3 separate regions of the Homo sapiens genome follow, and regions 1 and 3 are each linked to region 2. Evidence: chromatin contacts called from ENCODE Hi-C or POLR2A ChIA-PET data. All regions are on one chromosome and are shown on one strand. The core of a region is the stretch at or near the end of the contact, and the rest is flanking DNA. Distances in the headings are between cores, read along the strand shown. Region 1 holds the start of CD200 (CD200 molecule). Region 2 holds the start of PHLDB2 (pleckstrin homology like domain family B member 2). Region 3 holds the start of ZBED2 (zinc finger BED-type containing 2).

Evidence for each region. A loop is a pair of places that touch in the nucleus more often than their neighbours do. ChIA-PET counts read pairs that join two places held with the same protein, here RNA polymerase II (POLR2A). Pooled maps may share reads with other maps.
Region 1: a loop to region 2 is called in a map of ascending aorta, with 2.7 times the contacts of the local background. The contact joins the promoter of CD200 here to the promoter of PHLDB2 in region 2. A Hi-C loop is called at or near these places in 1 of 168 maps with a recorded cell type or tissue (ascending aorta) and 2 of 50 pooled maps. POLR2A ChIA-PET finds 5 or more read pairs at or near these places in 1 of 52 experiments (T-cell).
Region 3: a loop to region 2 is called in a pooled map, with 2.5 times the contacts of the local background. The contact joins the promoter of ZBED2 here to the promoter of PHLDB2 in region 2. A Hi-C loop is called at or near these places in 2 of 168 maps with a recorded cell type or tissue (HCT116 and PC-9), 1 of 37 single-sample maps with no recorded cell type and 2 of 50 pooled maps. POLR2A ChIA-PET finds 5 or more read pairs at or near these places in 1 of 52 experiments (PC-9).

Annotation. Positions count from the first base shown.
Region 1 is chr3:112,330,153-112,334,519 of GRCh38, reverse strand. CD200 (CD200 molecule) reads right to left here and starts at 1,364. Exons shown (of 6, transcript NM_005944.7): 1 at 1,296-1,364. The coding sequence starts at 1,307. LOC105374042 (a long non-coding RNA gene) reads right to left here. Exons shown (of 5, transcript NR_147411.1): 5 at 1,766-2,334. RefSeq lists enhancers at 1-739, 740-1,697.
Region 2 is chr3:111,857,606-111,861,612 of GRCh38, reverse strand. PHLDB2 (pleckstrin homology like domain family B member 2) reads right to left here and starts at 2,348. Exons shown (of 18, transcript NM_001134438.2): 1 at 2,037-2,348. LOC105374040 (a long non-coding RNA gene) reads left to right here and starts at 797. Exons shown (of 4, transcript XR_924333.4): 1 at 797-953. RefSeq lists enhancers at 915-1,024, 1,355-1,939, 1,940-2,526 and a silencer at 1,831-1,890.
Region 3 is chr3:111,593,432-111,597,756 of GRCh38, reverse strand. ZBED2 (zinc finger BED-type containing 2) reads left to right here and starts at 2,411. Exons shown (of 2, transcript NM_024508.5): 1 at 2,411-2,457; 2 at 2,691-4,325. The coding sequence starts at 3,556. The coding sequence ends at 4,212. The region is part of intron 5 of CD96 (CD96 molecule); the gene reads right to left.

The DNA of each region.
Region 1 (4,367 bases), core at 115-2,614, 470 kb before region 2:
AAATAAATGTTGCTCTTATCTCACATAGTTATTATGAGAATTAGGCAATTAAAGCACTTAGTATAGAGCCTAGGTTATAGTAAATGCCAATACGTGTTAGGTAGCTAAAAAAATTAATCGATCAAATCATATAGGGGGAACTACAGTCCTGAAAACAAAGAAGCCCACTTATAACCCTTGCCATGCAGTCCAGGGTTCACAAAAACCTGGGTCTTACCAGACAGCTGCCCACCTGGTAGCTATATTGCCCCTATTCATGCCTCTTCCTCAGCAAGTTTCTATGTCCAAATCCACATTACCCCACATGTAGTCACAAGGACTTGGAAATATCAGCCTTTCCGCCTGTTTATGTGTAAAACGAGGTAATAATTCATTTTTAGAAGGATAGTTACAAAGAAGATTAACAGCATCTAGCTTGCAGTAGACCGTAGCTCACAGACCACCATTCTCCTTTGTTAAGAAAGACAGTGAAATCATTGGCTATGTGGTCTTGCCAACAAACCATACATGAAAAAATTATCTTGAGGCATTCACTGTATTTGGATTCTTATACCAATACCATTGTATTTGGATTTCATATACCAATGGGATATATGAAAACCTTCTCCGTTTTTTGTCTTGTAAGCTGGTTCCGAATAAACAAAATGTCTGTTTCTCTAGATACCCGGGGTTAACCCTTCAAAGCATTATGATCACAGAGCATTTCAGCTCTCTCAAGTGTAGCTTCAGCTTTAACTGATCCTTCATGGCTTCCCCCAGGCAAGGGCTAGGAGGGAGAAAGGGGCTGCATAACAAAGAGGAGACGCAGGAGCTCTCCCGGAGAAAGCGAGCCTGGAAATCTGTATCTCCGCCGCAGCTTTTGGTGCCAATATGGAACCAATACAGCATTTCTCTTTCCCTTTTGGGGGCAGTTTAAAATAGGCTGTGCCTCCCCAGTTTTGGGAGCTGGAGCCAGTGAGCCGAGCCGAGCCTGCCCGGAGGATGCGCCAGCTTCGTCAGCGCGGATCAAGAGCCCCCGGAGCCCCGGCCTGGTGCATCTTTTTTTCAGGCAATTGGAATGGAGAATCTGGACGCCAGCAGCTGCCTGTAAACCACCCTTTGGAAGGCAAAATCCGTTTCTCAGCAAGAGAAAGCGCTTAGAGAAAAGCGCTGCCATCAACACCGCTGATCTAGTCCCCGGACCAGATTGTGGCAAGAGCCGAAGCTCCGCGCCTTCCACTCGCCGCCCGCCCCAGGGCCACCGGCTCAACATCGCCTGCCCTGCGCCCTCCTTCCCAAGCCCCGGCCCCGCTCACCAGCCTCTCCATCCTTGCTCCTGGAGGCGCGCGCGAGGTGGCTGACTGCGGATGTGCGCCTGGAGCTCTGCTAGGCAGGCGGGAGGAGCGTCACCTGTGCCCCTGCCGCACCTCCCGCCTCTTCCTCCTCGCTAGCCCCCTTCTCCCACTCCGTTTTCCCCACGCCCTCACAGGAGCGGAGGCTGTCTGTGTGGGGGGAATTAAATGATGTTTATATTCAGCTTTGTCTATTTTCAGACATTTTTCCCTTTTCAAAGGTGACCGCTGGGGAAACTGACAAAGTGTTTGGAAAAAAAAAATCATTTTTTTTTTTCCATTTTCCTGCTACCTGGACTGAGAAAGGAAATGAGGTGGGAGGTTGTGGAGATCAGTTGTTGACCTGTTAGCTCTTGATGTAGTGGCAAAGGATTCAAGCTGAATTTAACCAATGGACTTTTTTTTTTTTTTAAAGAAAAAACTTACATTTATTATTTTTAAATCCAGATTCAAATTATATATTTAAGCAATTCCGTAATGATTTCACCTTTCATGATGTGATCAATTCTTTGGTGAAGAGTTTCCTTCCACTTGCATTAATGATGAGGATTCTTTTTTCCCTTCTCCTTCTCCTTCTTCTCCTTCTTCTTCTTCTTGAGACGGAGTCTCGCTCTGTGGTCCAGGCTGGAGTGCAGTGGCGCTATCTTGGCTCACTACAAGCTCCGCCTCCCGGGTTCCCGCCATTCTCCTGCCTCAGCCTCCCGAGTAGCTGGGACTACAGACGCCCGCCACCATGCCCGGCTAATTTTTTGTATTTTTAGTAGAGACGGGGTTTCACCATGTTAGCCAGGATGGTCTCGGTCTCTTGACCTCGTGATCCGCCCGCCTCGGCCTCCCAAAATGCTGGGATTACAGGCGTGAGCCACTGCGCCCGGCCCTCCTCCTCCTCTTCCTCCTTCTCCGTCTCCTTCTCCTTCTCCTTCTCCTCCTTCTCCTTCTCCTCCTCCCCCTCCCCCTCCTCCTCCTCCTTCGTCTTCTTCTTCTTGTTCCAGAGTTCTTGGCTCTTAAAAAAAAAAAAAAAAGGACAAAGAAATCATCAAGTGTTCACCTCCTGAAGGCTTTTGTGTTTTACTACTACCACCCTCTCATAAGGAGCTGGGACAAAGCTTTGGGGTTTTGTTTTTGCTTCTTTTTACAGACAAAGTCTCGCTCTGTTGTCCAAGCTGGAATGCAGTGGTGCGATCATAACTCACTCCTGGGCTCAAGGGATCCTCTCACCTCAGCCTCTAGAGTAGCTAGAATGATAGTTGTGCAGCCACTATGTCCAGCTTTTTTTTTTTTTCCAGACACGGGGTCTTGTGTTGCCCAGGCTGGCCTGAAATTCCTAGCCTCAAATGCTCCTTCTACCTTTGCCTCCCAAAGCAGTGGGATTACAGGCATGAACCACTGCACCTGACCTATTCTCCCACTTCTTTTTTTGGGGGGGGGGCGGTGGGAGACGGGGGCGGAGTCTCGCTCTGTCGTCCAGGCTGGAGTGCAGTGGCGCGATCTCGGCTCACTGCAAGCTCTGCCTCCTGGGTTCACGCCATTCTCCTGCCTCAGCCTCCGAAGTAGCTGGGACTACAGGCGCCCGCCACCACGCCCGGCTAATTTTTTTTGTATTTTTAGTAGAGACGGGGTTTCACCGTTTAGCCAGGATGGTCTCGATCTCCTGACTTCATGATTCGCCCGTCTCAGCCTCCCAAAGTTGTGGGAATTACAGGCGTGAGCCACCGCGCCCGGCCCCTATTCTCCTACTTCTAACACCATAGACTAGGCTCACCTGATTTTGAATTTTATATGAATGGCATCGTAGCATATGTCTTCACTTGTTTCTGGGTTTTTTACTCAACAGTAGATTTTAAAAATCCATCCATGTTATTGCCTGTAGTGTGGCTTATTCATTCTCACTGATGTATAGTATCCTATTCTGTAAATACTGTCTATTACAATTTATTTATCTATTCTTCTATTAATTAACATTTCTTTGTTTTTCAAATTGGAAGCATTTTTCATAGTGGTGCTATAAACATTCTTATACCTGTCTTTTCACAAGCATATGTACATCATTCTATTACATTTATTTTTCCCATATATTTTCCTATCACTTTATTTTTAACCTTCCTCTATTAGAGAAATATTAACTGCACACTTGGAAAAAAAATTCTCCCACCTTGGCCTCCCAAACTACTGGGATTACAGTTGTGAGCCACTGCACCCGGCCTTAACCTATTTGTATGTTGTAATTACTGATATAATAGGACTTTTAATTTTTTTATATTTTATTTTAGTATATTTTCTTCTGTCTTATCTTTCATTAAGCTAAATATTATCTTGCTACATTAAGAGTTATATTTTATTATTCTGCTGTTTTCTCCTAACTTACTAAGGACAATGCATATATTTATTTTTTTAAGTCAATTTCTTAAATTTCCCAACACGTATACCTTAGCATAATTCTCCTCACCTCTCATAATCTTATTTTCTAATTTTTTAAAAATAAAATCTTACATTTATTATTTTAAAATCCAGATTCAAATTATATAGTTAAGCAACCAGTTTCATAATGATTGAGGCCAGGAGTTCAAGATCATACTGGGCAACATAGTGAGACCCCTGTCTCTACCAAAAAATAAAAATAAATTACCTGAACATGGTGGCACATGTCTGTAGTCCCAGCTAATCAGGAGGCTGAGATGGGAGGATTGCTTAAGCTCGGGAGGTTGAGGCTGAAGTGAGCCATGATGGAGACACTGCACTCTAGCCTGGGTGATGCAGTGAAACACTATTTCAAAAAAAAAAATAGCTTAAAAACAACATTTTTAGGTTAAAAGAGACTTGGGACACAGAAGAGTGAACAAAAGGGGAAAAACTCCCAGCCATAATGAAGCATAAACATTGTATTAAAAACCCTTTGAAAAAGAAGAAATTTGCTTACATAATTTTTTTTAAAGAAAGGTCTGCAGGAAAAAGAAAAAAATGACATTTAAAATTATTGGACAGATTTAAAGGAGCATTCAGAATTAATATATCACCTTAACTATATCAGATGTCAAT
Region 2 (4,007 bases), core at 1,099-3,598:
CAACACCAAAAGAACAGCAGCTGCCAGCTGCATAAAACAGATTGAGGCCTGCAAATTGACTGAAATGATGACTACTCTTAACCAGACATCTCATTTTTCCACTTCTGACAGGCTGAGATCTGCAAACCTCTGGGTCTCAAGAGATGAAGGCTACATTAGCCAACTAAGACGACAAACTCAACTCTTCCTTGTCATTAAATAATTTGCCAGTTATAAATGGTTTGGTAACTTTACAGAATTTAAGTACATGTAATGTTTAAATTTCCCCATTAAATGTAAGAGGCAAAGAAAATCCTTTTAAATAACTAAGCAGAGGATATGAAAGGGGAGCCAAGAATAGACAGAACTGTTACTTTTCAAAGAACCTTCGCTCTTTATTCAAACAAATATTTACACAATTGAAGGCAACGGCAAGAGAGATATAGCCATTCTGTTAAAATAGTGGGCAACTCTAACGGTTTATTTATCCCAAATCCGACAGTTCTGTTGCTAACCTACCAGGAACCAAGAATTCAAGTGTTCACAGGGCAAAAGTTTAACCTTCTGAAACTGTGGACCTCATTTAGATCTCTCCCAGCCGAATTCAAACGTTAGAATCCCAGAGACATATCTCGAACGCCCAAATTAAACCAAACTAGGAAGCTTAAAATTACACGTCCAATACTTGAAAACCTACATCTGTAACTTACACGTTCATATTACGAAGGGAAATGTGGCTGACAAATATTTACACTAAAAAGACTCCACATTTTTATGCCTCGTCTAGTTACACTCCCAGCTGTGCCTGGCTATGACTAGTTGTGCATTCTAGAGCTCTTTAGAGCTACTTCAGAGTTGCAGGATAAAGATTTCTAGGGAAGAGGGCAGGGCCAGGCGCCCGGAGGATTTCCAGCCACGGGTAGTTTACCGAGAGAAAAAGCTGCGGGCGTCGCTCCCTCTTTTACATAAGAAAGGTAAGTGAGGAACCGCGAAGCAGTTTGACTTCTCAAGCTCTTTCAAACAGGAAACCCCAACCCTGGGAGGGACAGCCTGTCAGCCTTTTAATTTCCTGGTGGTGGCGGGAGTTAGCCAGGTCCTCGGCGCTTTAATAAGTGATGACTGCTAGGGCTAAGTTATTAAGCGAACCAGCAAACGATTCAGCTGCGCCTCCGCCGCGCAGGGAGCTGGAGAAACAGAGGGTTAAAATACTCCCCAAGCCTTCCAGCTGCTATCTCTAGGGGTGCCGAGACGGCCACACTGTAAACTTTCAGTGGGGGGTCAAAGGCCAAATCGAAATCAGCCGCTTTTGGCGGTTAAAGCTCGTAGGTTCACTCTTGAAAGAAAGTGGAACTAGAAGCGCAGCTAGCCAAATATTTGCGGGGAGGGAGTCTTCTCTGAATCCCGCGCCCTACACCATCCAGCAGCGGACCTTCTCTTTCTCAGGGAGCTATCCCAAGGATCCCCATCCCTCTCTCCATGTGCATTCCAGAGTTGCTGGAAAAAGTTGCCCCCAGTTCCCCCACATTCTGCCTGTTTTCTACAATCACTCTGGAAGCATCTTCCCTACCAGACACTCCCTCCCCGGGATCCCCTCAACCGGAGATCTACCCAGCCCCCCGAGAGTCATGCACAACGGGGTTCGCCACCCCCACCCACCCAGCTGCGCAGCCTGGGCACTGCCGACCCCAGCCCGGGCTTTTGTCCCTACAGCCTGTAAAGAAGCAAAGAAACTCTGTGTCCCCGGAGCCCACTCACCGTCTCATCTTTCCTCCAAACCGCCGCTCTACGCTGGCGCCGCCGCCCTAGCGCCTAGCCTTTGCCCCCGCCCACCCTGTCTCCCTCCGTGAGCCCGCCGGCCCCTCCTGACTCGCGGTGAGCAGTCAGCGCGCCCCTCCTCGGCCCGGGCAGCCACTGCCTCCTCTCCGCCCCCAACCCTCCGCAGCGCAACCGGCGGCAACCAACTCGGCCGCGGGGGAGGCAGCGTCCCCGGGACGCACTCCTGGCACACGGAGTCGGCACCACCCCCTCCTCCCGGGCGACCACCGCCGCCTCCTCACCTGGCCATTGGTGCAGCCCGTTCCCGGCGGCGAGAGAAGGCAGGCGCGCTCCTTGCGCCACGCCACACCGTCGGGCCCCCGTCGGGTCCCCCTCGGGCCGCAATGGTGGGCTCCGCGCGGCTGGGTCCGGCACTCTTGACCCCCTTTGTAACCACCGCGGCGGGCACCCAGGGAGTTCGAGCAACGAAGTTGGTGACCTGCCCCGCTCCCAGGCAGTTTGCTGTTGGGGCTTTCACGGCTGCTGGAAGGGCATGGCTGTTTGCCCCATCACTGGGCGCCAGCTTCTCAAAGCTACGTTCGCAGCAACGCAGTAGGGACTTTCGTGGCAGGCTTTTTTTAAGAGCTGAAAGAAGGGCGGGAGGGTTTACGTCCTAGGGTGATGATTTCCTCACCAGACAGCGAAGTATCTATTGGGAAACTCCAGGTGACCGCACCTCCTTCCGACAGTTCGCCCCGGGGCAAGTTTACCAGCTGCGTCAGAAAGCAGGTTTGCAAAATCCTTGGAGAACGGCCTGAGCTAAGGACTGGGGTCAGGAGGGTTTTAAACTCATTCTGATTTTCTTGCAATCATATCTCTTGAAAGTTTTTATATTTTCCCCAATATTTTTCTGAGTTGCTATATCCAATGAAAACAATGCTGATGTAGAGGTCCACCAGCCAATGCTTTATTGGAAGTCAACGAATGAGACCGAGGGTGGCCCATAATCAATCTCGGCACGCGGGAATGTGAACCTCTTCCAAGGTCTGGGCGAGTCCCTAGAGTTACGCAGATGAAGGACATTGGCCCTCGAGAATCTCACACCAGCAAAGAAGAGCACAACGAAGCGCAAACTACTTATGATCATTGTGGCTTTGGGCAAGTTGTTGTAGCTCCCAGCAACAATTTCTTCACCTGGAGTGCAGCAATAAATGATACTGGTGCTGCAGGGCAGCTAATAAGCTTCTGAATAATATATGCAAAGTACTTGGCACCATGAGCAGAACTCAGTATACCGTCACTGAAGAAATAGCTTATTTAATGATTACACTTTTCATATGTGCAAGTAAAAGTTTGACTTTTAGGGAGAGCCTCACCTACGGAATGTCTTTTTTAAATTTCTTTTTTAATTATACTTTAAGTTCTGGGATACATGTGCAGAACGTGCAGGTTTGTTACACAGGTATACATGTGCCATGGTGGTTTGCAGCACCCATCAACCCTTCATCTAGGTTTTAAGCTCCGCATGCATTAGTTATTTGTCCTAATGCTCTCCCTCCCCTTGTCCCCCACCCCCCAACAGGCCTCAGGGTGTGATGTTCCCCTCCCTGGGTCCATATGTTCTCATTGTTCAACTCCCACTTATGATGAGAACATGCAGTGTTTGGTTTTCTGTTCCTGTGTTAGTTTGCTGAGAATGATGGTTTCCAGCATCATCCACGTCCCTGCAAAGGACATGAATTCATTCTTTTTTATGGCTGCATGGTATTCCATGGTGTATATGTGCCACATTTTCTTCATCCAGTCTATCATTGATGGGCACTTGGGTTGGTTCCAAGTCTTTGTTATTGTGAACAGTGCTGCAATAAACATACGTTTGTATGTGTCTTTATAGTAGAATGATTTATAATTCTTTGGGTATATACCCAGTAATGGGATTGCTGGGTCAAATGGTATTTCTAGTTCTAGATCCCTGAGGAATCGCCACACTGTCTTCCACAATGGTTGAACTAACTTATACTCCCACCAACAGTGTAAAAGCGTTCCCATTTCTCCACATTCTCTGCAGCGTCTGTTATTTCCTGACTTTTTAATGATTGCCATTCTAACTGGCGTGAGATGGTATCTCGTTGTGGTTTTGATTTGCATTTCTGTAATGACTAGTGATGATGAGCTTTTTTTCATATGTTTGTTAGGAATGCCGGGTTTTTTAGAGGAATTCTTTTCCCTGTCCTGAGTTTTTGCCCTGCAGAAGCATACATACACTGATCAAT
Region 3 (4,325 bases), core at 1,162-3,661, 260 kb after region 2:
GAGGCCAGAGAAGAATAGTCTGTTAGATTAAAAGCTCAAGGGGATCTACAAGCTGTTTCTGTGCTCCAAATAATGTACGACACTATTTGTAACAATCACAGAAAACGATTTATATAAATATCCTACTTTTTACTTGTGAAGCATTTTCCTAATTTTTAAAAACAATTCATTGGCTTAATCTTAAGGATAGGTAGAGCATGCCTTATTTTTGCCATTTGACCAATGGAAAAATCAAGGCACCCAGTGGTTCGAGGAAGTGGAAAATAGTTAATGGCACAATTAGAAACCATGTCTCCTTAATCTCAGTCCAACATATTTTTTAATAAAAATTGTATTGAAATAAAAAAATGAAAGAAGTAACTATATTATGAAAGCAGAGAACTTAGATGCAGGGCTAGTTATGTTTTATTTTCAATGCTATGTTTGTTCTTTGGGGGATGATACTTTCTTTTACAGTCTGGTGAAAATATCCAGTGAGAATTATTGGATTCCCATTGTTTTATCTGAGACTCTTCAAAATTATAATTCCTTTTATAATTACTTGTTTTCTCATCAAGAGATGTATATATTTTACATATGACCAGCCCTAGTTCTTAGTTCTCAGATATTTTCCACAATTAATGAATATACTAGTTAACATGTAAAGAACAATTAAATGTATGTGATGATTTGTGTGCCAATCCTCAGACTAGTTACTCCCAAGAAGTCTGGGCCTATAGAGCTGAGAAACCAAATTCGAGAATGCTAACTAACATTTTCCTGGTGAAATCCTACAGAAGTTTACTATTTCTCAGTACATTGCTACAGAAATCCCAATGAAACAAGAGAATTTCAGAGGGGGTTGTCTAGCATATCCAAGATGCTGGGTGGCAAACACCGTAGCTCCCAGTATTCCCATCCGTTCAACACTTGCCTTTCCAGATAATGGGGATACATATATGGGCCAGGGATGCTAGTCTCTCCACTAAAAAATTAAAAGCAAAACCAGATCCTCTAAAATACATTCTTATTAAGTAAAGGAGAGTGTTCAGTTTAATTCAATAGATGCCAAAGATTGATTTTTATCTCCAGTTGGTCCAGGAAGAGACAAAAAGGTAAAGGAGGTAAAATGTTTTTTTAAAAAAAGAAAAAGATACAAAGTTTTGCATTAATCCAGTGACATTAACCATTCTTATGATTCATTTCCTTTCTCTTTAGTTAACCCACCAAAGATGACGATATGGTAATATCAGGAGTAAGTGGGGGTGTTATTATTTTACGAAGGCAACTGGCTCACTGAAGAACTCTGGTTAACGTCTAAAAATTTTGAAAAGATTTGACTTTCATGAATTCTCTAGGTTCAGATTTTCTGAAATGATCCAAATTTCAAACATTCTAGACTCTCTCTAGACTTTGCGTTCCAAGATTTGGTTTAGAAATGTGGTTCATGTTCTAAAACTCCTCCCAGTCTCATTCCTATTTTGAATCTTTTTCCCCCATCTTTTTTTTCTATTTTAATTTAACTGTCAACCTCTACATATTTTCTGCTATGCCATTTCTTTTTCTTTTCTTTCTTTTTTTATTTTTATTTATTCATTTTATTTATTTATTTTTTTGAGACAGAGTCTCCCTCTGTCGCCCAGGCTGGAGTGCAGTGGCATGATCTTGGCTTACTGCAACCTCCACCTCCCGGGTTCAAGCAATTCTCTTGCTTCAGCCTCCCAAGTAGCTGGGATTACAGGCGTGCACCACCACACCTGGCTAATTTTTGCATTTTTAGTAGAGACAGGGTTTCACAATGTTGGCCAAGCTGGCCACGATCTCCTGACCTCAAGTGATCCACCTGCCTCGGCCTCCCAAAGTGCTGGGACTACAGGCAAGATCCATGGCTCCTGGCCTGCAATGCCATTTCTATCTTTCCTTTTATAACACAAAGTTTTTTCTTCTTCTATTGATACCTTCTTTAGAGTCTTCCTATCTCCTCTTGGTAGGTTTTCCTTCTCAATCTAAATATGTATACACACACATATATATATTATGCATATTATATATAATGTATGTATATATATAATATATATGTGTGTATACATTTAATATTTCAGCCTTTCCCACTCTTCCTCCTTCAAATCGCTTGCTTTACTTGAGAGGTTAGGTAATCTAGTCATCAAAAAAGAGAACTAAGACTTGTAGGTGCTTGACTTACTGTTTTGCTGCATGACATATGCCAGGAACATCCTTTTCTTGGTGGTGGAGGGGGTGGAGAAAAGGTTTGCATCTGTGTCTAAGTGTTGCAGAAAAACCCAACAGGCACAGACACACCTACCTGGAAACAATGCTTCCCTAGAAGTGGGAGGAAACCAGAACTGGAGGTGCCCTCCTTCTGGGGGTAGGAGTCAGCTAATAGACATCCAAGGTGTGCAGGAGTGCTTTCACTCTGCGCAGGAAAGATCAGAGAGAAGTCCAGAGCCTTGCCTGCTTGTAAGTACCCACTTGTGGCTGGGGGGAATTTCCTAACTGTTCACGGTTGCAGAGCTTGATTAAATAAAGCTCTCATTAGTTTAAGAAATGACCCAAGAAAGGAGAGAGAAGTCGGGCTGTTTTTAAATGTAATATGATTTTCCATTTACTTATTTATCTTTAAAATGAGGTAAAGAGCAAAACATCTGGAGTAAGTTGCCTCAGGAAGGTCTTATTGGCTGTTGGCTTTGCAGGTGATCCTGGTGGAGAAGGTGGAGTATGGTGAGCTGCTTGCTAAGGACAGCCAGGCAACGCTGTGTTTGTGAAGATGTGCTCCACCTTCTCCTCTGTGCATCCCAGCTCCTCCTGCTGAAACAGCTGAGCTTGCTTTTTGGATTTCTTAGACTCCTGGCCTCTGAGAGACACCTCTAAGGACAAACTGACCTTGCATTGGGAACTTTATTATCCAGATCCTCATAGGCTTTGTCTACTCTGGATTGCTTGTTGCAACAGTTCTTAGGAAGCAAGATTGTCTCCTGCACCAGCATCTGCCTGTGTTTGCTTTTACCTACTTTGAGCAAGACCCAGTGAGGCCCTAGCTCTGTTGGTCCTGAAAAGCCTGAACCCTGAGGCTGTTTCTCCTGCCTCCAAAATGCAATTATAGGAAATAAGAAGCACAGAAACAGTGGAAACAACCAGGAGGAGAAACAAGAAAACCTAAAATTTTCAATATTCAAAAATACCTGTCGTGGTGGTTGATGCAGAAAACACTGAGTTCATCAAAGAGCTTTGTAATTGTTGGACCAGAGAACCCCTTTGCTACAGGAACTGATATGTTTTGTCTTTCTGGCCTAGTCAAGGGAGGATAAGTAAGTATCTGGGGCATGGAAGGAATGCACTCTTGGGCTGTTTTGCTTGTATCTGACTCACCCCTGACTCTCCAGTGAAGCAGAAAGGAAGAAACCTCACACCACCCAGGTGTGGCCAGACTTTGGCCATTATTGTGAATCCCCAAGAGTTACCACAGGCCCTTCCCAAATATATATTTAATCTTGTGGTTCAAATAAGCTTTTGGCTCACATCTAAGCACATCATAAAGAACGCTGTAGAAGAGGTGACATGATGAGGCGGGAAGACGAGGAAGAGGAGGGAACAATGATGAAGGCAAAAGGGGACTTAGAGATGAAGGAGGAGGAAGAGATTAGTGAGACAGGAGAACTGGTTGGCCCTTTTGTGAGTGCTATGCCCACTCCAATGCCCCACAACAAGGGCACCCGGTTCTCTGAGGCATGGGAATATTTCCACCTAGCTCCTGCTCGTGCTGGGCACCATCCCAACCAGTATGCCACCTGCCGCCTGTGTGGCAGGCAGGTGAGCCGTGGCCCTGGGGTCAACGTGGGCACCACTGCACTGTGGAAGCATCTGAAAAGCATGCACAGAGAGGAGCTGGAGAAGAGTGGCCATGGTCAGGCTGGGCAGCGCCAGGATCCAAGGCCCCACGGGCCCCAGCTCCCCACAGGCATTGAGGGTAACTGGGGTAGGCTCCTGGAGCAGGTGGGCACCATGGCTTTGTGGGCCAGCCAAAGGGAAAAGGAGGTGCTTAGGAGGGAAAGGGCAGTGGAATGGCGGGAGAGGGCTGTGGAAAAAAGGGAGCGAGCCCTGGAGGAGGTGGAAAGGGCCATCCTGGAGATGAAGTGGAAGGTGAGGGCTGAGAAGGAGGCATGCCAGCGGGAGAAAGAGCTGCCTGCAGCAGTACATCCCTTCCATTTTGTTTAAATTGGGCTTGGAGAATCTATTCTGAAAACATTGACTCTAGACTTGTAGAAAAGAGCCATTTTAGTTTCAACTCAAATGTAAAGCAAAGTAGTTTGGTGACATTTTGCTTTTAT